Linked DNA regions of Homo sapiens: region 1 is linked to region 2. Evidence: chromatin loops called from intact Hi-C (ENCODE). Cell type or tissue: endothelial cell of umbilical vein. All regions are shown on one strand. Each heading gives the region's core, and the rest is flanking DNA. Links, peaks and the distances in the headings are about the cores only.

The links. Peaks named below come from ENCODE experiments on the same cell type or tissue, not always from the same donor. Only the 100,000 strongest peaks of a DNase experiment are listed, where the experiment ranks them.
Region 1: a loop joins it to region 2, with 4 times the contacts of the local background. A loop is called at or near these places in 13 of 110 quality-filtered maps.

Annotation. Positions count from the first base shown.
Region 1 is chr2:48,203,537-48,216,099 of GRCh38, reverse strand. No RefSeq gene overlaps it. Among named protein-coding and RNA genes, the nearest start is that of FOXN2, 100 kb to the left of the region's middle. In endothelial cell of umbilical vein, for the core only: no CTCF peak of the experiment used is centred there; a DNase peak (open chromatin) is centred at 6,459; H3K27ac peaks cover 884 bases.
Region 2 is chr2:48,414,259-48,426,821 of GRCh38, reverse strand. No RefSeq gene overlaps it. Among named protein-coding and RNA genes, the nearest start is that of PPP1R21, 20 kb to the left of the region's middle. In endothelial cell of umbilical vein, for the core only: a CTCF peak has its summit at 5,886 (motif pointing right); a DNase peak (open chromatin) is centred at 5,951; H3K27ac peaks cover 598 bases.

The DNA of each region.
Region 1 (12,563 bases), core at 2,008-10,007, 210 kb after region 2:
TCATATACTTCTACTGAAACAGATTGTACACATAATCAATTTACTTGTTTATTCAACATGTGTTAATTGAGCTCTTATTATGCTTCCAAGAACTCTGATAAGTGCTGGGAATGCAGTAGGTAGCAATACCAGGAATAAATGATTAATGCACATGAAAGTACTTGTATTAGTTTCCTAAGATAGCCATAACAAAGCACCACAAACTAATTGGCTTTAAAAAATAGAAATATATTCTCTTACAGTTCTGGAAGCTAGAAGTCCAAAATCAAGTTGTCAGAAGGGCCATGCTCCCTCTGAAGGATCCAGGGGAGAAGCCTTCTTTGCCTCTGTCTAGTTTCTAGTGGTTGTCTGCAATCTTTGGCTTTCCTCGGCTTATAGCTGCGTTGTCCCATTCTCTGCCTCCATCTTCGTATGGCTGTTTCTCTTCCCAGCCTTCTTTCAAGGACACCAGTCATTGGACTGAGGGCACACACTAATCTAGTAACACCTCATCTTAAATTAATTACATCTGCAAAGACCTTGTCTCCAAATAACGTCACGTTTACAGTTATTAGGGGTTAGGACTTCAACATATCCTTTTGGGGGACATGATGCAACCTACAACAGCACTTATCAAAATATGAGGCTGAAAAAATATGTTAATCAGAATGCATTAGCTGTGTTCTTAGCAAGTTCATTTTAAAATGTAATTTTAAAACAGTTGGCTAAATAAGTATTTAATTGAGTCAAATGGGAATGGAGACAATTGGAATAAGAGATGGTAGAGTCATCAAATTTATTGGACCCACCACTGACCCAGATTATAGTAGCACTGTGCACAGAAACTGCATTACATGAGTTGGTGGCTTGGGTTTTCAGGAGTAGTAGAAAAGTTTGGGGCCCCCAGGAGAGAAAGACGCCTGCTGGAAGGGGATCTGAAACTGTCTTTGGAAAATTGTGACTGAGACAGTGAACGAGATCTAACTTAACCAACTCCATCTTGCTTCTAACCTCCAAGCTGTCCTTGTTCATTCCTGGGTGTAAGCTGAACTAACTTTGGGAGAAACTTAGTTTATAGTTTATAGTTTAAAACAAAGGTGGTAACAGCCCTTTCCTAAAGCAAACCTCCTTCTTGCCTGGGGACTAGATTGCCTCTGTAGGACTAACATTAGCCACAAGATTAGAAATTATGGTTTCGGAGTCATGCAACTGGAGGCTACAAGATTCTGACCCTCCCTAAACTGCTCCACAGTCATTGCTTGAGATATTTTGCAGACCCTGCACTTGATGGATCAGCTGGCCCCACCCAGATCAATTAACTGGCTCATCTGATCTTGTGGCCCCCACCCAGGAACTGACTCAGTGCAAGAAAGCAGTTTTAACTCCCTGTGATTTCATTCCTGACCAATCAGCACTCCCCACTCATTGGCTTCCCCCCAACCCCCCCACCCACCAAGTTGTCCTTAAAAAGTCTGCTTCCTGAATGCTCAGGGAGAGTGATTTGAGTAATAAAACTCTGGTCTCCAGCACAGCTGGCTCTGCATGAATTACTCTTTCTCTATTGCGATTCCCTTGTCTTGAGAAATCAGCTCTATCTAGGCAGCGGGCAAGGTGAACCATTGGGTGGTTACAGATCTGGGATAGTGGCAACGGGAAACTTCATGTTTCAAGGAGGGCCTATTGTGACTAAGGCATACTACCACTTTTCTGTGGAGAAGACACGAACCCGGTCTGCTTTTTCCCTTGGAAGAGGTAGTAGAAACTAAAATATACCTCCCTCTGCTGCCCTGTTCCACTGTGACTGCAGAAAAAGAAACTACTCAGCTTTTCTCCCTTCTCTGCCCTTGAGAAACTTGGCCTTAGCCAACCTTCCCTAATGGGTGATCTGTTTTAAGCCAGGAACATGATTCTCAAAACGTATCTCTATGTCTTCGGTTTCTTACTAGGCTATCCCTTTTCCAGAGCCAATATTTTCATACAGATGGCAAAATGACTAGTTAGGATTCCATTTTATTGTATCTATTAACATTATTTTAAAAGTATAGTAACAGATTTAGAGTCAGGAGCTCCAGGTGGAGCCCATATTTCCCTACTGTGACATGAAAAGCTGTTACAGAAGTTTTATCTGGCAGTAGATTAAAATTTTTTTTTATTTTTATTTTTTGTGCTACATAGAAAGCTGGTCTGCAGCTAACCAGTGAAGTTGATTTAGTTTGCTTTCACCTGCACACAGCTGGTTTCTTTCCCCACTGCTCCTAAGCGGCTTAATATTCCATCTGTCTTCCCCCTCCAGCCCATGAAAACCCACTCGCAGAAAAGCATTTGATAATCTCATTTACACAGTTGTGTTAATGGTTGACAAATGGTAAAAGATAGTTAGTGGGATGCAGCTGGAAGTAAACTTGAGTAGGAACCGAAGGCCTGGCTCATTTGGATCCTACAAGAGACAGCCCCCAACTATGCTGGTGCAGCTTATGATGGTTTGACCTATGGTTTTGAACTTTACCATGATGCAAAAGTGATATGCATTCATGAGGCTCTTCAACTTATAATGGGGCCACATTTGTATAAACTCATCGTAAGTTGAAAATATCATAAGTTGATAACGCACTTTATCAGGTTCTCTCTTATTCCTAAGAACACATCTTTTCAAGGATTAAGTTAGGCCCTTTGCAAGGTGCTACTCCCCCTCTTCCATCCAGCCTCTACCATGGTCACTTTAATGCTATCATAAGTATTTTTTTAAGATTATCTGATCATCTTTCACTAAATTGGAGTCCTCCAAGAAAGAGAACTATGTATTTCATCATTGGTTTATTTGTTCATTCATTTATTTGTGTATCACTATAAGATTGATAGTCAACATTGAATTCTTCCTATATGGCAGGAAAGGTACTAAGATTTTCCCATATTATCTAATTTAATTATCCCAACACCTCTGTAATGTAGCTACTATTTCTATCTCATTTTTCACATGAGGAGACTAAGGCACATATATTTACTGTCCAGTCACATGGCCAGGAAATGGGAGAGTCGTGTTTCTATGGTTTGCCCACATATGTGCTAAGTAATCACTGAGTGGTATAAAAAATATACAAATGATACTTTTACACCTTCAGGAACTTAACACTTAGCTGGACACATAAGACATAAAGCAATTAAGGAGACTGATGGGGCAGCCTGAGGTTAAATATTAAGGTAAATATAATTGGGCAAAGGAAACAAGTGTAGGCTGCACCAGTAAAAGAACTAGGTACCAAAGAACAAAACGGGTTTGCAAAGGTACAGTATTCAGACCTCTGAGTGGTGGGGATGGGGAGGGAGCTAGACCTGTCACATGTGAACTCAGCAGATAGAGAAGGGAGACCATGCCTGCACAGCCAGAACATAGTGGCAGGACATAAGGCCTAGTCAGATTTGGGCAGGCCTTGAGTATTTGGGAGAAAAGGTTAGACTCTTCTATCAAACAGTCCAGGGGAAACTGAACATTTTTAAGTGAGTGTGACTTAATCTAAACTGTGCCTTAAGAGAATTAAGAAGTGTGAAGGAAAGAAGGTAGGCATTTAGAAAAGTAGTCAGGACATTCCTTGAGCAGTCTAGGAATGAAATAAGATTCTGAACTAAGCAAATGACAGTATAAAGTTCTTTCTAAGCTAGGAAGAAATGAGGATGAGATATTCCAAAGGAAGAGCTGATAGAACTTTGGGATTGACTAGGTTATAAGTGATGAGGAAGAAGATGGGATTTAAAGATGACTCCTAGGATCTGAACTGATGAGACAAGGAAAATGGTGGCAAAAAACCTGAAAAGTTAGGGGAGGAAGATGCATATAGTGTTAGACATTTTAAACTTAACGATTGAAGATATCTGGTTGAAATGTCCAAATGGAGCAGGAAATTTGTGATGATAGCTAGGAAGAGGGATTTGGATTGGAAAAGCAAAGTTGCCTGTCACCTGTGGAATAAACATGCCAGTGCCAGAACATGGGTGAACAGAGACTGCTGCTTAGCATTGAGACGGCTCCCCATAGATAACTTACGTCTCTGCACATCTCATGAGTGAGGTACTGACTGTCCTTCATTCAAGACTACCTTTTCAAGGATGTTTGTGATACAAATAGCCTCGGAAGATGGAGATAATACCCCCATCTAGAGAAAAAGCCAGCCATGCGTACTGTCTAATATAATAAAGAGAGTATCTCCTTCCAGAGCAAAGAGCAGGCATGTTTACTGCCCCTTATAAAAGATTTAGCTTCCCTAAGCTCAGAGCTCCTCTACTGTAACACAACCCGTAGCTTCTGCAGGCATTTGAGCTCACTGGCATTGTCCGCATGGGACTAGGGAGCAAGGGCAACTGATGCAAATAAGCTAACGTTCATGCTACTTGCTGTGCCGAGGGTCGCTGACCCAGGAATCTCATGTCTTTTGCCAGCATCAAGGAAACCATGTCAGAATAATTTTTTAGCTTGTATGGTAAAACCTTAGACCCCACTACAGTTCTTAATGGCTAGGTGAGGAGCTGGGATAAAAGGTACAACTAGACAGGGTTTGGGTTCTCAGATGACTCTTGTCAAGGGTGGACAATAATGAGAATAGAAAAATGTAGACACATAAGAGATTGGAGCATTGTACCAAAGAGCTCAATCATGAGGCCTACCCAGTCCCCTCCAAAGAGAAACTACCCCATCTACAGTTCTCCTGCTGAGGGAAGACGTCTGAAAGTGATGTTCTCCACTATATAATCTGTCAATCTGATTGGCCCATATAATCCTTTTGGTCAACACTTTTCCCACTGGGCTGCCCCATAGGTAAGGTCTAGCCCATGAATTGGCTGCCTTTGGAATAAGTACCTCCTTCTTATCTAAACACCATGGCCAGAGAGGTCACAAAGCATCTTGGACCCTTAGCCTTAGAAGCAGGCTGGGAGGAAGTGGGAACCAAGCAAGGACAGACCAGGGGAGTCTGGCCCAGCTGTAGGAGGATACCCAAGAAGGATATGCAGCACCAGGGGCATGATAAACTCAAGCTTGATTCTGTGTGAATAACAGGGGCCAATCAATCCTGTGAATGGAGGCCTTAAAGCAGGAATTGCAGGAGATATGCAAAGTGAGGCAGGCTGGGGCACTGCTGTCCTAAGAAGACAAGAACAGTTAGACTCTGACCAGGTTGGTATTGTGTTGTATTATTATAAACAGACAGGAGTGAATTCAGTTCAAGTCAGTTCATCCAACACTTATTAAGTCCCTACTATATGCTAGGGACTGTGAGTTACTGGGGGAAATGACAATATGAGGCATGGATCCTAATCTCAAGAATCTAAAGGGGGTGGAAAAACAAACACATAAGCAAAGAAATATGATAAAGCATAATACATGTAATAATAAAGGCATGCATAAGACACAGAGATGAGGAAGTCATTGAGTTTTGGGGGGGACAGAGGGAAGTAGCCAGAGAAAGATGGCTGAGGAACAGACTCCTGTAGAGCATCTTGGAAGATGAAGGAGATGAATGGAGCTTTTCTCAGGAGAATGGAGAACATGGAGGGCATGGCTCAGCCCAAGGTTTGGGGGAAAGAGGGAGAGTATAGCAGGAATTAAGCAGGTTACAGAGCCCTGGCCAAGCAGTCCAGTATTCAGGACCAGACCTCAAGATGAGCAGATAACTGATTTATTAAAGAGGAAACTGTGGCAGAACCCAGGCATATGACAGAGTGGAGAGGAATGAAGAATAACAAGGCCTGAGTGGCCATGAAGGTGCCATGGTTTAGCATTAGTGCATGGGGTGACAAGCCTCTGGTGTGCAGCTCATTTAAGATCTTCACAGGCAGGGTGCGGTGGCTCATGCCTGTAATCCCAGCCCTTTGGGAGGCCAAGGTGGGTGGATCACCTGAGGTCGGGAGTTCAAGACCAGCCTGGCCAACATAGTGAAACTCCATCTCTACTAAAAATACAAAAATTAGCTGGGTGTGATGGCGCATACCTGTAATCCCAGCTACTCGGGAAGCTGAGGCAGGAGAATCACTTAAACCCAGGAGGTGGAGGTTGCAGTGACAGAGCGAGACTCTGTCTCAAAAAAAAAAAAAAAAAAAAAAAAGACCTTCCCAGGTGGAGAACCTGATTTTGAAAGCATTTACCACCTGCTCAAGATGGGCTTTGAGGAAGAAAGACCAGACCTCCTGGGGCACCTATCCCCCCAGATGCTTTAGCTACATGAGGCTTCATCTACTCCTTCATGAACTCTGCCATGTTCAGGCTCTTGGCTCTCTTCTGGATTATTAAAATAGCTTTCTAATTGGCTTTTCTGTCACCTAACACAAACTTCTCTGATCTGTCTTCCAGACAGCCCTCAGAGTGCTTTTTCTAAAAAGCAAATCTGATGATGTCACTTTCCTGTCTGAGATCCTTCAGCAGCTCCTATTGTCTGCCAGGATGCCCCTGCTCTTTAGCAAGGCCCCTTACAGTCCTTACAGTGTGGCCCTGCCAAGGCAGATGTTTTAGATAATGAAGCTGAAATGTCTGGGCTCTTCAAATTCAGGGACTGGAAGGAAACCTGGTGATGTGTTTATGTGGGCATTTTGTATTTAGTTTTGTAAAGAGGGTCCCCAAGTTGTCAAAGCTTCTCTCCAGTCTCATCTTATGATAATGTTCTCTCTCTCACACTCCCACCAGCCCAAGGTTCTCTGGAAAGTTGCCCATGACACTGTGTTGTTCAGCACCCAGGCATTTCTCCTGGGGGAAAGGATTTCCTCATCCTCCCATGTTCCCCAAAAGCTCACAATCTCCTCCTCCATGCTACCCTGTACTGTGAGTATACTGCCCAATTCCTGCTTACATCACAGATCTCTGTTTATATATCTGCCCCTACTGAACTGGGACCTCCCCTCACCCAGGTATTCAGCACAAAAGCAGTGCCTGTGGTAAAAAGGAGGAGTCAAAAAATTTTTTTTGTTAAACTAACCTGGAATGAAATGCCACTGCAGCCTCTTATAATTCATAGCATGTCTACAGCAAATGGTGACTAACTTGTGTCATGGAATAAGTAAAGCATTTAAAATATCTTATCTTAGAGAACATGATAATGAGAAGGTGGTGTTAGGTTGAGTGGCATGAAATTGCCAATATTTAACCATCATTGGTGTATTAAAAACAGCAATTTTATTTAGTTCTACCTAATAGATTTAAACCAGGTCAGTCTGACTCCAAGGTCAGTATTGTTTCCCATAGGGAGGAAGAGTTAATCCTGACTAGCTGAAGTAAAGTGATGGCAAGAGCCTGGGAGGGTGAAGTCTGGATGGGTAGCAGGGCACACCTGCAGGGTGATGCATCAGGACACTTAGCTGAGGGTGCAGATGTGCTGAGAGCCACAGCTGGAGCTTCAAGCAGGTAAACCCTGAAAGCTCACTGTTCATTGTGTGGGGAGAACATGTGATAATTCTTTTATTTCTATTTTTTCTATAGGTCATATTTTAACAACCATAGTCAAACTTATCAAAACATTTGTTTCTTTTTGTTTGTTTTTCTCCTCTTCAGTTAAAAATAATCCAGGCCAGGCGCGGTGACTCATGCCTGTAATCCCAGCACTTTGGGAGGCCGAGGCAGGTGGATCACCTAAGGTCAGGGGTTCGAGACCAGCCTGGCCAACATGACAAAACCCCGTCTCTACTAAAAATACAAAAATTTGCCGGGCATGGTGGTGGGCGCCTGTAATTCCAGCTACTCAGGAGGCTGAGGCAGGAGAATCGCTTGAACCCGGGAGGCAGAGTTTGCAGTGAGCAGGTATTGTGCCATTGCACTCCAGCCTGGCCAACAGGGTGAGACTCTGTCTCAAAAAAACACAACCAAAACCCACAGGGAAGGATTCCACTTTTTTTCTTTTCTTTTCTTTTCTTTTCTTTTTTTTTTTCAGAATGATGAGGGGAAAAAAAAGAAAAGAAAACAGAATCCATAAGGATAGTTTTCTCTATTACGACTTTTAATAACTCCTTGCTGGTCTCATAAATAGGAGAACTTGCTATAGTTATTTTACAAGATCGTATTTTAAGTAACAGCAGCTTTTACATGACACTTCTTGCATAATGATTTTTTAAAAGAGGAAATTGTTTTTATGTTTTGGGATAGCACTTAATTGCCAGGAACATAAGTTAAAAAAAAAAAAAAAAAAAAAAACGAAGGCAGAATTACTACTGAAGCCTGAAAAAAATAGAAAGCTTCCAGTCCCATTCCTGCAGTCCAAGGCAAAGTCATAATTAACATAATTTATAAAAAAGTTATCATCAAAGAAGGTTTGTCAACAAGCTCCAGCAGCCCAAATCATTGATCTAATGTAGCTAATAACCACTTTGCCATAACCACTCCTATTTACATGCAGAAAAAAAAATCGATACATTCACATGGGCCACACCACAGAACCTTCATCAACTCTGCAAAGGCATTTTGCACATTGCCTGAGGAAGGATTTTGAGTTGATTGTCTAGAGCAGAGTGTGAGAAAACAAGAAACTAAAATGGAAATCTGCAATTACAGCTCAGAATATCTCTAGGGAAGCCAAGCCATTTCAAAGCGCGGGTCAGCAGCACTGGATGACAAATGAGAATGGCAAAGTACTTCTGACCGCTAGCACCTCTCACAATGCACAGAATGACTTTCATTTTTCCCTGATCCCTTTCTTATCTCCCTTCCATCTCACCCCAAATGACCATCCAGACTAGGCATTGTTCATTTTACCTTCAGATACATGCATCCAGTAAACCTTCCATAAATAGAAGCACTCCCAGATCTCTGTCCTACTTGGCCATAGGAATGTCTTCCTATCACTGTCAGCCCCCAAACATATTTAAATGTAGCATATTTGAATGCGAAAGACCAAGTTAGGTAGCTGCCACTCCTGCCTCCACGCTGAACAGAAGCTGAGGCACCACAGATTTGGTCTTAAGAGGAAAGATTTCCTCTTTTCCCTTTGCTGTCAATCTAACTCTATCCACAATTTTTCCTCCTATTCCTTTGAAGACTCCCAGGTCCAGGCAAAATTCCATTTAGAGCTGAAGGGGAAATTTTGGTTTACAAACAAAATCCAAACTCTGATGACTGTAAGTGTTGGGCCCAAAGCTTGGCAGTGAATGGGCGACATATCAGTGAGGATAGCTAGATCTAAGATACTCAATTATGTATTTAAGGATTTTCGGGGTTTGCATCTTCCCAGTTAACTTTAGTGGTGCAACACTGTGGTGCAAGTGGCTGAGTCCTGGGTTGGGCATTAGAAGACATGGGCTGTAATCTTCTCTCTGCTGCTAAGTGCCATAGTGGTCTTGGCCCTGCCACTTTGTTCCCTAAACTTCTATTCTATGTTCCTAGGTGAGACTAAGTGAGGAGACCACCCCTCATATTGTCTTATGCCCAATTTCTGCCTCCAAAGAAAGAAAAAGTAAAAACTAAAAGGCAGAAATGAAATCCACAAGCAGACAGCCTAGCGCCACACCCTGGGCCTGGTAGTTAAAGATCGACCCCTGACCTAATCGGTTATGTTATCTATAGATTACAGACATTGTATAGAAAGGCACTGTGAAAATCCCTATCCTGTTTTGTTCCAATCTAATTACCGGCGCATGCAGCCCCCAGTCACGTACCCCCTGCTTGCTCAGTCGATCACGACCCTCTCACCCGCACCCCCTTAGAGTTGTGAGCCCTTAAAAGGACAGGAATTGCTCACTCGGGGAGCTCGGCTCTTGAGACAGGAGTCTTGCCGATGCCCCCAGCCAAATAAACCCCTTCCTTCTTTAACTTGGTGTTTGAGGACTTTTGTCAGCAGCTCGTCCTTCTGCAAGACTAGATCAGTAATTCTCAAGGAGTCTTCCCTCAGTGACACATCATGACACATTCCCATAACAGTCCCATGATCATATCAGAATTTGAGATTACTCTTTTGGAATGAGACAGTGTTTCTAGTTTTTGTTCTTTTCATTTCCTGTTTCTTTCTTTCCTTTTTTTTAACCTATGCCCTTATGGGTTAAAAAATTATTATTCTGATTAGAAGACCATAATATAAAGCAGGATGACTTAAGACCTTTCCAGTATTAACTTTCTCTGATTCTAAGCAGAAATAGTGGATTTTTAAATTCATGTGTTTGTTTCTGTATCTGGGTACATCCTAGCCTGCCTCCTAAAAAGTATTCAAATATTCGTTGAACAGAATTAAATTGGGTGACTTAAATGTCATTCCCTCTTTGGGGTCAGGGAAGGTCCCCCTCTTTTCTCTCTCTTCTTCACTGCCTTTTGTCTCCCTTCTCCTCCTGTTCCTTCCGTAGCCCAAGAGGTCTTGGGCAGTAGGACAGGTGCAGTTTCGCATAGAACCTATACTCATAACTTTAATCCATGGCCCTGTGAAGCATATCTAACCCCCAAGAGATTTGAGCTTTGCTTCGAGAGAGAACCAAATGTCAGTTTTCCTTTCCCTTTCAGCAGGCAGCAAACAAGAATGTCCTGCAGAGGGCCAAAGCCAGATAGACTTACACGAAGCACACTGGAGTCTTTTTGTTTCTGTCCACCCTATATTTTGGAAGCTCCAGCAGGAATGTGGCCCGAATTTAAACACTGGGCTGTAACCATTAACAGTGGACACTTTTGTAGATTCATGCAGCCTCTCCTGCCTTTCCTCTCTCATGGCCTTGAATGGTCTGTTGTTTGTGGACAATTCGCTTGTTGTACTCCAGCGAGCAGGCTGATCCTGACTCTCCCATTGTCTCTTATATGGGCAAACAAAAGCAGTCTTCTTAGGCCAAAGAACCAAGCTGATAAAAGACTGATTAAAGCCTCTTTTGTGGTGAAATTTAATAGGTCTGGGTTGGGCATTATATTTGATTAACCCCAACCAGTCATTACATCGCATTATATATACAGTACAGCTATGCTCAACAGCTCTCAGCTGGGTGGAGCCTGTCTTTGAACTCTTGAATGGTGCTAAGACACCATAGGCAGAGCTGGTCATCAGCTATTAGAAGTCAATAAACTTATTTCTCGAACCTCAATTTTTCCTTTGAAAATCATGGAACTTGAAGGGATGAAGCCTCATGGTGGTGTCAGAACCTACCTGGTTCTTCAGCTCACACCCTCCCTTATTCCCATAATTGGGCCAGGTGGCTTCTCCCTGCAGGCTGTCCAGGACCAAACACTGGCTTCAGTTTGGACAGATTAAAGAAACTCTGGTTTGACCCTGGGGGACCCGCAGGGCTTCACTGCTGCCTGTCCTGCTTTGCTCAGTGCCCCATCTTAGTGACTGGATAGTGACTTTCCTTGAGTATCCAGTCTCTGCTTCATATTTCAACTCTGATACCTGGCCCACCCAGGATGCCAGGCCTTCTAAGAATAAGTTTATGCCTTGATGTTACCATTTCTGCCTCTATTCTCTCTAACCCACCTCCCTTTCCCACCACTGATATGAACCATGAGCTTTCCAGCCAGTTTCCTGGATTTCCAAGTTTTCCGTTCTCCCCATCCATCCTTTATCTCATGTTGGACATCCCTGAGGCTGGTCTCAGCCTGTCCTATAAACTGGCCACCCATTCAACTGGATTTCCTCCACTGCTCCAAGCCAATGAGAGTGATATTTCTAGGTCCTCGGCCCACCTGTCTCCCCTATAGTCAACTTTTTCTCCCCATCAGCATCATAAATATACTGGAGCTATGTGTCTGTAATCAATAGTAGAAGGCTAGCCTGGATTATCAGGGAAATGTATGCAATAGGAAAATGCATGGAATACCCTTCAAAATTCCACTCAAACACTACCTTGTTCTCACTGTGTTCTCCAGGCTCTATATGCATCCCTCTATCATGGCACTGACGGCACTGTGCTTTAATTGTTGTTGGTGGTATAGTTATGTATCTGTGTCCCCTACAAAATTACAAATTAAAGAATAAGGGCCTTTTTGGGGTTTTTTTAATGTGTGTGTTTTTTTAAGAGATGAGAAGGCTGAGATTGTGCCAGTGCACTCCAGCCCGGGCGACAGAGCAAGACCCTGTCTCAAAAAAAGGAAAAAAAGAGATGGGGTCTTTCTGTGTTGCCAGGCTGGAATGCACTGGCATAATCATAGCTCATTGCAGCCTTGAACTCCTTGGCTCAAGTGATCCTTCTGCCTTAGCCCTCTGAGTAGCTAGGACTATAGGGGCATGCCACTATGCCTGGGTAATTTTTTAATGTTTAAAATTTTTTGTATAACAGGGGTCTTGCTATGTTGCCCAGGCTAGTCTTGAACTCCTGGCCTCAACTGATCCTCCTGCTTTGGCCTCTCAGAGCTGGGATTACAGGCATGAGTCACCACCCATAGCCAAGGGCCATGTTTTGACTTTTTAGCTCAGCACACAGTCAGCTTTTATTTATTTTTTTAATAAGTTGATACCTTAAAAGTCTTTGCAGAGGTATCCTAATTGTCTTTTACTGGTAGGGGTGGGTGGAGGATGAAGTGATTGACAGTTGTTACTTATAATTATTCTTGTGAAGGAATATTATTTTTCACAGCTTTTGCTAATCTCAATTAGGACACTGGGTTTTAACCCAGCTTTCCCATTAATTTCCTATGTAACCCATGTTTCTAA
Region 2 (12,563 bases), core at 1,802-9,801:
TTAAAGCATGTTACTCTCCTTAAAACCCCATGATTCCTCAGAGTACTTAGAATAAAATCCAAGTTCCTTACCATGGCTAATAAAGCTTTACATAATCTGGTCCCTCAAACCTCCCCATTTCATGTAACAGTTATCTATTGCTGCATAACAAACCTCCCCAAAAACATAGTGATTTAAAACAGCAATGCTTTATTATTTCCTGTGATTCTGTAGGTTTTTCTGCTGGCCTCACCTAAAAGCACTCACACAGCTACAGCTATCTTGATGGTGCAACTATGGCTGGAAGGTCTAAATAGCCTCAAGTGTATGTGAAGCAGTTGGTGTTGGCTGTTGGCTGTGCTCCTCAGTTATCCTCTTTGTGTCCACCTGTCCTCCAGTAAGCTAGACAGAGCTTCTTCATAGCATGGTGGAGTTTGAAGAGGGTGATGATAGCAAAGCCCCAAGGCCACTTAAAGTCTAGGCCCTGGAATTGGACACCACCACTGCCGCTATTTTCTATTGAACAAGCAAGTCACAAGGCCATCCCAGATTTAAGGGGGTGGAAAAACAGATAATGTCTCTTGACAGAAAGAGCAGAACATCAATTGTACAGGGGCATGGACATAGGGAAGCATGATTCTCTGGGTGCCATTATTATAACAAGCTATTAGCCCTCATCTCCACTGCTCTTTTTTCTGTTCTTCAAACATACCAATCTTCAGAAACTTTGTACTCATTTTTCCCCAGTGGCACTCCACAATCTCTATTAGGAGGGATTTCGGAAGATAGATCTGCTTGGAAGAGGAAACTAGGTGGTGGACTTACCTTAAAAGTTGAGTGCATAGTGAACACATTGCTCTACTTATTTGGGATGGTTAAGGCAGTTAAACTCCAGCCCCATCCAGCACTTCCTTGGTGCCGTTATCCTTGGCCTGGCCTTTCCCAGATCTTGGCATGGCAGGTCTTAGCTCACATATCAACACTTCAGAGAGACCTTCCCTTACCATCTACTAAAATACTTCTCTTTTCCATCTCTCTCTCTCTCTCTCTGCCTGTTATTTATTTTCTTCCTAACACTTATTTCTACTTGCTGATTAGCCAAGGCAAATCAGCAGCTTCCATGGGATTCTCATTGTATCTTACCTTCTAGGGCTCCAAGCACCTTCTCCAGAAGGTCCTCCCAGAATACAGTGTGTGCAGAGCCAGCTGGAGATATCTGTCAGCACCCCTGTGTTAGGAAGAATAATGGACTCTCAAAGATAGCCACATTCTAGTCCCTGGAACCTAAAAATGTGTTAGGTTACACGGCAAAGGGGAATTAAGTTTGCACATGGAGTTAAGGTTGCTAATCAGCTATTCAAATTGAAAAACCAAAGAGATGGCAATGGGAAAGGACTTGACTAACATTGCTAAGTTTTTACCAGCATTGAAGACGGAGTAAAGAGGACACAAGCCAAAGACTGTGGGTGGCTTCTGGAAGCTGATAAAGGTAAGGAAAAGGATTCTCCCTCAGAGCCTTCAACACAGCCCTGCAGACACATTAATTCTAGCCCAGTGAGAACACTTTCTGACTTCTGACCTCCAGAACTGTGAGATAATAAACTTGTATTGTTTTAAAGCACTAAGTTTAGGATAATTTTTATACCAGTAGATGGAAACTAAATAACCCCCACAGAAGAGACAAGGAAATAACCCATATTACTGTACTAAGCTCCTCTCTTCTACCATGCCCTAAGGCCACTGACCATCCCCACGCAGAGTGTCATCCCAGCCACATTGTTCCAAGTCCCCAGCTCCATGAGTATAATACAATGGCTATCTTGTAATACTGCATGAGTGTAAGCAGTGGTGTGCTGGAGCAGGCTCATACATACTGGCTCTCTAGAGCTGTTAAATTTTCAGAAATTGTGCAAGCCACTTGTTAAACATAGTCATCATTAAAAATTAAATTATATAAACTTACAATTAAGTTATATTACAAAGATAATAAATACTCAAAGCTCATCCCTTCCTTATTTTACTCTATTTAATCATTATCTATGCTTGTGACGTTATTTACCTCTATTGTATCTGTATAGTGGAAATACTATATAATGGTGTGCTATGCATATCTTTGCAACTCGGCATTCAGTGACATTATTTTGGCAGGTTGAAACAGGCCATGGTGGTTGTATTTGCACCACGGAAATAGGCAAATGTTACCAATCAAACCTTCTCCCTTCCCCCATCCCAGAGCCGGTTATTTGTCACCTGCCTATAGGGCAGGTGATATCTGACCTCAGGGTGTTGCCAAGCGCTTCAGGGTGTTCTTTGTACATACCACAACAGAGACCATAAATATCTGACCAAAGCAAGTCCCAGGAACCAGTGAGACAAAATTCATCTATTAGGCCCCTTGAGGCCTCATAGTGTCTGGGTCTAATTCATCTTTGTTTTACCAGTGAAGTGAATGCTCAGTAAATGTCTACTCAATAAAACGAATCCATGATTTCCTCAAGGGGAAAAGTTAAATCTAACTTGATTAAAGCCCTCTAGACTGCACAATGACTAGTACTTTTATCTTCTCAATAACTTATCACAAACATTAATTCAATTTAATTATTAATTTAAATCGATAAGAAATGTTCCCTAAATGTTAGTAGTTATTATCATTACAATTATAACTGTTTAGCCCAGAGTGGATCCAAGTCCATTGATATGTCAATGTTTTTCTATATTATGTATCTTTTTCTTAAAGCAAGATGAGGGAGCTCTCATACTTACATTTTGAATAATACTTCATTATGAGAGCTTTTCTTGTCTTAGCTTTTAGAAAGTTTCTAACAATCAGCCAGATTAAAACTTTTCACTAGCAACTAAAATTGCTAGTGAATTAAAACTGCTAGTGACACATGCAATTACAGACAAATAGTTACACATTTTCCCGCCTTTGCCAAATGACAATGACGGAAAGTTGATAAAGGAAGCTTCTTTACAGAAGAATTCCAGATAATAAATGTAGAGAGATGACAGAATTTCAAAAGCCACTATTTTGTAATCCTTAACAAAGGAATTTATTCAAGGTAAAGATCATCTGAAGCCAAAAGATGAGAGGTTGATGGAGGATACAGTGAGGAATCAGGCCTCCACTCCTTAGATCTACTGATCAGTCTTATTGTCTTAACTGCAAGTGGGGCAAGCATGCCACTTACGTGCTTTCTAATGAGATGCAGGATAAACAATATAGCATCACTTCTGAGTCATTCTTGCCATAGTGACTAACGTGTGTCTTCTCCAGGTTTTATTTTTTTATTTTGAGACAGCGTCTGACTCCATCACCCAGGCTAGAATGCAGTGATGTGATCTCAGCTGGCTGCAACCTCTGCCTCCCTCCTCCAGGTTTTAGATCCAACTTTCAGTTTATAAAAACTCCAGCATTTTCCTTCAGAATTTTGACTAGGCTCAGTGGCTCATGCCTGTAATCCAGCACTTTGGAAGGCTGAGGCAGGAGAATCGCTTGAAGCCAGGAGTTCAAGGCCAATCTGGACAACATAGGGAGACCCCATCTCTACAAAAGATAACCTTTTTCTAATGCTTAGCTGGGCATGGTGGCATACACCTGTAGTTCTAGCTACTTGGGAGGCTAAGGTAGGAGGTTGGCTTGAGCTGAGGAGTTTAAACCTGCCAGTAAGCTGTGATTGTACCACTGCATTCCAGCCTGGGTGACGGAGTGAGATCATGTCTCCAAAAAAAAAAAAAAAAACAACAACAAACAAAATCTAGAAATCAGAGCAGGGACCAGGTAAGTGATACCACAAGGAAGCTGACGGGTATGTGCAGAATATTGAACTATTGGACAACTGAACAAAAAGGGAGACCAAGAAGTGCTTTAGATGAGACAAGTTTTTCCTCATAAAGCTAAACATAAGTGTACACTCTGAAAACATATGTCCATAAAAAGATTTATGCAAAAATATTTATAGCAGCTTTATTCATAATAGCCTAAATTGGAAACAATCTAGATGCTCAGTAAGAGGAGAGTGCATAAACAAATTGTAGTAAATGCGAGCAATGGAATGCAACTCAGTAAAGACACAGATGAACCTCAAGAATATCATGCTGAGCACAAACAGCCATACTCAAAAAGACTACACACTGCAAGCGTGCATTTTATATAAAATTCTAGAACAGGCAAAACTTATCCATGGTGAAAGAAATCAGATAAGCGGTTTGGGGGTGAGGACACAGTTCGCTGCCAAAGCACAGGTGGTAACTTTCTGAGGTGATGGGAATGTTCACTATCTTGATGAGGGTGTGGGTTACCAGGTGTGAGCATTTGTCAACACTCATTAAATTGTATGCTTAATACCTGTGCGTTTCACTATATGTAAGGATAAGTCAGTTAGGGAGGAAGGGGAGGACAAGGAATGGGAGGTGGAGAGAGAGAGAAGGGGAGGGAGGGAGAGAGAGGAGAAAGAGAGAGATAGAGAGACCTAACAACCAGACAACTGCAATAAGTTTTCAAGAAAGCCTAAATGTAGACTGTTTGTATGGTCATTTAGATCAGGGGTGTCCAATCTTTTGGCTTCCCTGGGCCACAGTGGAAGAAGAATTCTTTTACTACACATAAAATACACTAATACTAACGATAGCTGATGAGCTGATAAAGGAAAAATCACACCAAAAAATCTCATGATGTTTTAAGAAAGCTTACGAATTTGCGTTGTGCTGCATTCAAAGCCGTCCTGGGCTGCATGTGGCTCGCAGGCCACGGGTTGAACGAGCTTGATTTAGATGACTCCAAGGAATTATAAAATGTTCTTTTTTTTTTTTTTTTTTGAGACGGAGTCTTGCACTTTCGCCCAGGCTGGAGTGCAGTGGCCGGTCTCAGCTCACTGCAAGCTCCGCCTCCTTGGTCCTCGCCATTCTGCCTCAGCCTCCCAAGTAACTGGGACTACAGGCGCCCGCCACCACGCCCGGCTAATTTTTTGTATTTTTAGTAGAGGCGGGGTTTCACCGTGTTAGCCAGGATGGTCTCGATCTCTTGACCTCGTGATCCACCCCCGTCGGGCTCCCGAAGTGCTGGGATTACAGGCGTGAGCCACGGCGCCCAGCCTACATAATGTTTTTGATGAAATAAGGGCGTGTGGCTATGTAAGAACATGCCAGCCGGGTGCGGTGGTTCACGCCTGTAATCCCAGCGCTTTGGGAGGCCGAGGTGAGCAGATCACTTGAGGTCAGGAGCTCAAGACCAGCCTGGCCAACATGGAGAAATTCTGTCTCTACTAAAAATACAAAAATTAGCCGGGCATGCACCTGTAGTCCCAGCTACTTAGAAGACTGAGGCGGGAGAATCGCTTGAACCTGGGAGGCGGAGGTTGCAGTGAGTCGAAATCGCGCCACTGCACTGCAGCCTGGGGGACAAGAGTGAAACTCCATCTCAAAATAAAATAAAATAAAATAAAATCGGATACATAAAGCAAGAGTGACAAAAACTTGATATTCCAGAACTTGGGTGGTAGGTATGTGGGGATTTATAGTTCTTTTCACTGTTTTGTGTATATTTGAAAAATTTCAAAATAAAAAGAGAGGCTGCCTTAGGTAAACAAAGACAGTATATAATACCCACAGTGTCAAAGCAGAAAGTATATGGACGCTCTCAAAAGTTATTTCTCTTATCAGACCAACTCTCCCTGCTTTCTTCCTGCCTTGGCTGATGATTTACCTTTTATTAAAATTCTCACATTCCAATACCTTGATTACTAATGGTTATATTAATCACTTTTATTTCATATTTCAATCAACAGATCAACATTTATTATTAGCCATGAATATGTGCCGCTGAGAACGTCCGGAAACCTCCTCCTCCTCCCGTTCTCCGTTCCACCCAGAGGAGTCGCTCCCCAGAACGGTCCTTTCTGCCTGGTAGAACCTCGTATCACCACCAGGGGGCGTGCCATCACTGAATTTGCTCCGCGGCTGCTTCAGGAAAGATAAAATCAGCCCCGCAGTCTGAGTAACTGGTTACCAGGGTTTCGGCGCACCCAGGACCGGTGTTTGTCATTGTTTAGGCACGTCTCTGGTGACTTCATTCCACTATACCCAAGTCTTTTTGGGGAAACAATTACCCTATTTGAACAGAACAAGTAAGGCAAATTGGTAACTGGAAGATGACTAGGTGCTTCTACAGGATGTGTTGGGACATCCTGTCTTCCCCTGGGGCTTAGCTTTGGGTGTGGACCCTTCCTTCTCACTTGATGGTTGGGAAAGGATACCCCCCTCTCTGCAGGGGCACAGCCCCTTCTTTGTCCTGGATAGGCCTGGCTAGCAGAGCAGGAGTGAGCTGGCCCGTGTGGACAGGGGCGTCACTGGGGACAGACGAGGGGCCTCGACCTTCAGAAGCCTCTGTGGCAGGGAAGACCCCGAAGATGGCGGGACCGCTCTAAACTGCCAGGCGCTCTGCAGGCTCGGGCGCCCATTCTCTTGCACACCCCTGGGCCTCCCGTTCCCTCTGGCCATGCACTGAGTGCCTGCTGGGCTCCAGGCCACCTTCCTGCTCCGTGAGCCAGGGCTTTAGAGGACACAGGGCTTGAGCGGGAGGATGAGAGAGGGAGGGCTTCTCTCAATCGCAGATCTGATCCTGCCACTTCCCGCTCAAGAAAATCCTTTAGAGGGGGCAGCTTCGGATGGCTCCCTGTGGCCTCCAGTAAAAAGCAGAAGCCCTGTCATGGCCTAGGGGCCTGCACAATCAGCCCCTCCCTCCTCGGTGCCACTCTGCGCTGCCCGTGTTCACTGCCCTCCAGCCCGGGCGGCCTCTCGGTCCCCACTGCCCTGTGCTCACCGAGATGCTGTTGGCTCTGCCTGAAGAGTTCCTCTCCTGGACCCCTCCGTGCTCCCAGCCAAAGGCCTCCCCTCAGGCATTCTTCCTGCATCCTGAGCTTTTCCTTGGAAGCTTCTGCCACAACCATAACCCCATGCTTCCGACTCCCCCACTAGACTCTGAGCAACACAGAAACAACAGCATTTCCATAAAACCTTTTGAAAAACTGAAAATACTCTACGCATCCATCACGACCTCAAGCAGTGAACCAGGTAGCTGAGGCTTTGCTTTCCAAGAAGACTCCAAGGAAAGTGGCACAAAGAGAAAGAAAGTATTTGGGAATGAGAACCCTTCCTGAAGCCTTGGCATCACACCACGGTCAGCAGTCTTCTTTCCCTGTGTGTAAAGCTGACCCTAGCCAGGGATCAAGGGAGATCAGAGCTTATGAAAGGCAGGAGTAACGGCTGAGCAGAGAAGTGGCAGGAGCATGATAGTCATAACCAGACTGCTCAGAGCATAGAGTCCAGAAGCACCCCTTTTGCCTCCCTCTATGATATCTCCCAGTCCCTCCCTGCTCTAGGCCTTCCTAGCAGAGCTATCACCAAAGGGGGCCTCTGGAGGAGAAAAGGAATCAATGTGAAAAATTAAATTCTGGCTACTGTTCCTCTATACATTCATATGTTCATTTAATAGACCAATGGGGTGGTGCATGTGCCAGGCACTGGGATAGGTGCTGGAGATGGCTTTGAAGAGCTCAGACATAGCCAGCTGATGGGGGAGGCCATTAGTAAGAAAATCATTATGGTGCAACAGAAGCACTTTAGCAGCTTCATGTACAAAGAGGACTCCACTAACATAGAGGGACAAAAGCCTGGACCTTCTGGGGATGGAGAGGAGGAAGGCAGGAAGGTGCTAAGTTTAGGGAAGATATACAGAGCAGGTGGGCATTTGAAGATCAGGTTAGCCGGTCAGCCAATAAATGCTTACTGAGTGCCTTCTGGGTGCCAGGCACCCTTATAGGTGCTGGAATGCATCAGGGAAGAAAACAGGCCCTGCCCTCATGGAGGTGGTATTCTAGTGGGGTGGCGGGGAGGGATGCCGCGCATAAATATGAATAAAAAATAGAATAAGTAAGTGCATTCTATAGCGGGTTAGAATGCTGTGGGGAAAATAGAACAGTGTAAGGAGGTCAGGAGAGTTGGAGAGGGGTTTAGCATTTTTGGGGAGGTGGTCAGGTAAGCCTCAAGGAGAAGGTGACATTTGAGCAAGAACTTACCATAAGAGAAGGAATAAGCAGAGCCCAGGTATGGTTACCTGGGGGAAGTGATCCAGACATGGGGAGCAGCCAGGGCAAAAATCCCTGACGCTACAATGTGCTGGCATGTTTGAAGAGCAGCAAGGTCAGTGTGACTGGAGCAGAGGGCAAGGAAGGAGGAGAGAAGGTCAGATTGCAGAGGGCCTTGTGGGGAGTTTTAAAGACCTGGACTTTGACTCTGAGAGAAATGTACCATCATAGGAGCAGCGGTATGCTGGCCAACTAGGTCTCAGAAAAATAAAAATAAAAAGCCCTGGTTTGTAGCATTTGCCAATTTCTGTGGTAAATCTCCCACCTTGGCCTATTTCAAGCCATGAGTGTGGCATTCCTGACCACAGATAGGGGAGAGATGTGCAGGATTGGCCCTCACTAACTAATGCTTGCCATTCCAGCCCACCTCTGCTTTGGAGAATTCTGAGCAGAGATATGACATGATCTGACTGTGTTGCAAGGAGGTCACTCTGGCTGCTGTGTTGAGAGCATACAGGGGGCCAGGGAAGCAAGGGCAGAAGCAGGGAACATTTAGGAAGCTCTTGCAGTGATTCAGGTAAGAGAGGACATGTTCAGAGATTAGGTATTCACTACCAATATGGTGACTCAAAGGCAGATTCTAGGTGTTTTCTGAAGGCAGCATATAGAAGCCCACCTGGATGTCTTGGCAGACAGGATGTGGGTTATGAGAGGAGAGCAATTCAGGGTGGCTCTAAGCTTTGATAGAAGTTTTAGGGGGAATGGGAGGAAAGGCATTCTAGGCATAGGGTACAGCATGTGAAAAGCCACACACATAAGCATACATTCTATTTGGGGACAGAAATGAGGAGTGTGGCTGTTGAACCAGTTATGTGAGCAGAGGGAGCAGATAGGGCTGGTAAAGAGGGTCCTGTTCAGGTGTACCCCAGACAGGAGCCAGAACTTCCAGGCAGTTTTGAAGATATTCCTCCTCCAGGACCGGGAGGAAAATTCTTTTTTTTCTTTTTTTGAGATAGGGTCTTACTTTGCTGCCCAGACTGGAATGCAATGGCATGATCATGGCTCACTGCAGCCTCCACATCCTGGGCTCAAGTGATCCTCTTACCTCAGCCTTCTGAGTAGGTGGGATGACAGGCATGCACCACCATGTCTGGCTACTTTTTAATTTTTTTGTGGAGATGGGGTTTCGCCATATTTCCCAGGCTGGTCTTGAACTCCTGAGCTCAAGTGATCCACCTGCCTCGGCCTCCCAAAGTGCTGGGATTACAGGCATGAGCCACCGCACCTGGCCCCACAGAGTCTTTCTGCACAGCACTTGCAATTGTATTCCAGGTGGATCTTGAACTTCAAACCCCATCTATGCCACAGAATAGTTATTACTTACTCAGATGCAGTCTTGGGATGTTTTTCCTACTTAGATGTTTTGTTTTCCCAGTTAGCCTGGTAGTGTGTGTTCAGGGGCTGACCTAGCCAGGGCTGAACTCACAGAGGCTCTCAGGGATATTTATTGTATTCAGATGACCCAGGCTCCAAAAAAGCAAAGAATAGATATTCAATGTTCACGCTCAGGGTCTGAAGGGGGTATCCATCTGTCTCCACCAAAGATGGAATTCCTTTAAAAGGACCATAAGTGTGTGTGTGTGTGTGTGTGTGTGTGTGTGTGTGTGTGTGTGTCTTTGTAGGTATGTCTGTTTTTGAGGATTAAACATATTAATAACAACTCTCATTTATTAGATGCCTACTGGGCACCAAGAACTTGATATTCTTATTGAAGCCTCACAACAACAACAGTGCAGTGAGGAATGTAATTATGGAATCTCTGATTAACAAGCTGGTCATTAGAATGACATGTGACTCCCTGATTCATTTTATCTTTGGAGATATTTGATGATTCTTACAGCTTATTTATTTGCAAAATAAATTTTATGAATTTATCCCCCTTACAGTTTTTATGAGCTTGCAAGTGTCTGTAATTCAAACCCAACTATGCATGATAACTAAGATTAATTTAAAAAAATACAAATGCATGTCTGCTTTCAAATGTTTGTAATGAATGGTAATATTAATAGATGGATAGCTCTAAGCCAAATGATTTTACTAAAAGAAAATGCTCATTTGAATAACTGCTAGATCATGAAGAATAAATCTTGAGCTAAAAGCAAAATAATGATAATAATGTCAGTTACAAATGTGTATTCTATGTGCTTTGGTAATTTGTCCTAAACTTACCCTTAGGAACACAAGTCACAAAATGCTTCTGTTGCTATGTTGATGCTCAGGATTGTAGAGAGACTTGCTCTGTCCTTGACTCCCTTCATCTACCTCTTGCCACACAGAGAAAGTCACACAAGAAATACAGCTGTCTCCATCCTCCACGTGGCATGAGCTGGGGCCAGGGCTCTTTGCAGTTCAGGTGGAAATCCCCAGGAAACAGCCCTCATAGACCAACTCTAAGCCAGGGTCAAATGAAGATGAGTCCTTCAAAAACAGTTGCTATTCCACAGTGCTGCTTGTGTGTACTGAGGGGGTTGCGATTGCATTGCTGACTGACCCTCACTTCCTTTCTGGACCTGAGAGCATTTCACAACAACAAAGGGTTTTCTAAGATAAAGATTCCAAAAAGCTGGAAAAGAGCCTCTGGCAGTCATGGGGTCGGTCATCAGATGAGCACTTCACTCAAAGTGTCCTTAGAAATAGTGACACTTCTGTTGATGTTTGGTTTCTGTCACCCTGGCAACAACTATCTCTAAATAATCCCTCTCCTGGGGGTACTTCTGAAAAAGAGTTGGGCAAAGGGCTGAGGGAGGAGGTTTGGCCATATTTTCCAACCTGGCGTGAAAGTGCTGAAGACTTTTCTGGGGAGAAGGTGAAGATTTAAATGGCCCTGCAGTGATTTGTTTATGGTTTATCTTTGTGTTTTACACTCCTCTCACTCCTACAAGGGATCAACAGGAAGTAGGCAGAGCTCCCAGAGCAGCTCTACCCACAGAGTAGGCATTCAAGCAGCATCTGTGGGTTGCATGGGATGGAGTGACATAATCTTAAAGGCGTTATAACATTTCTTTTTCAGTTGTTTTGCAGATGAGGAAACAGACAGAGAGGTTAAATTACATGGCCAAAGTCACAAAGCAGCTGAACCACAGAGCCCGCCCCAGGGCTCCTGAGCATCAGCTGCTCCAGCATGCTCCCAGTTCAGCCCAGCCAGCTGAGGTTCCTGAAGGGAGCACCGGCCTGTGGGTTTGCACAGGGCTCTCTGCCCCCAATGCTCTGCCTGGGCCAGGCTCCATAGGAGACACTGGCGCTTTGTGTCGCCCTCCTTGGCACAAGATGAAATCAGGTGGTCCCCATTCTTCCTGCCACACTCCGCCAAATCTATCTGAACACATTTCCTGTGCACAAAGCCAGCTTGCCAATTATCTGCTCCAATTAAGGAGAGAGAGATGTGGTTAATTCAGTCACCCCAGCGAGCTGACCAAGGCAAACGGTGAGGTTGGTATCACTGGCCGCAAGTCCTCTCAGTGGCCCTGTGCATGCTGCTTCCCTTGGCACTCCTTCCTACCCCCAGATGGCCAGTGTGGTTTCTTCACCTCCCCCTCTTTCCCTTTCTGAGCGCCTGGAGTTCCAGAGCTGTGTCGGCCCTGCCTCCCCCATATCAACAGAGAGTCCTATCCCAATCTGTGTCCTCTAATAAACTAGTGTGTGCAGAACAGTTCATGGAAGATCCTGGATTAATATTTAACCCTCAGAGAGAATTAGCTCTCAAATGACATTGCATAGGAGGCATCTTTTGCATTTGTGTCCAAACCCAGGCTTGCCATTGATGAATGTAAAAATCACTCCTGTTTTATTTGAAATACAGACCCCAAAGGCTTAGCTCGCTATTGTCAGTCCTTTCTGCCTCTTAGCACTAAAGCAAAGAAGGCAGACAAAGGGCTGAGTGTGTATTCATTGGTATCAGTTAGAACAACAGGCATGGTCAAGAGCAAAGCTCTCTCCCCGCTAAATTTGTAGGGCAATTATTATGATCCTGCAATTAAGTTTATAGATAATATAATCTACCTACACATAACTTCTCAAAAATAGAATCAGCGTAAGGCCTTCCCTGGAAAGATGCAAAGGAGAAATAAAAGGGAGTTAATTTATAATAAAGTAATATGTATTTCAATAAGGAAATGCTTAGAACTAGCTACCCGAGAAGATGTGATGAAGGAGTCAAATTCTATACTTATTCATACATCCACCATAAACAGGACAACTATAAACACAGATTAATACAGGTGTGTTATACTGAATACAGCTAGTGTTGCCAATGCTAATATAACTCTGTAAAAGGTGAACAAATCCTAGTAAAGGTCCAAAAAGCAAAGTTCAAGATTTATTTGTTTTATGTAACAGTTAAATTCATGGAAAATTAGGTATGTCTGAATCCACGCAAAAAATATGTTGTTTTTACATGGAAAATATAGTTAGGTTCAAGGCACAGGTAATTGATTATCAATA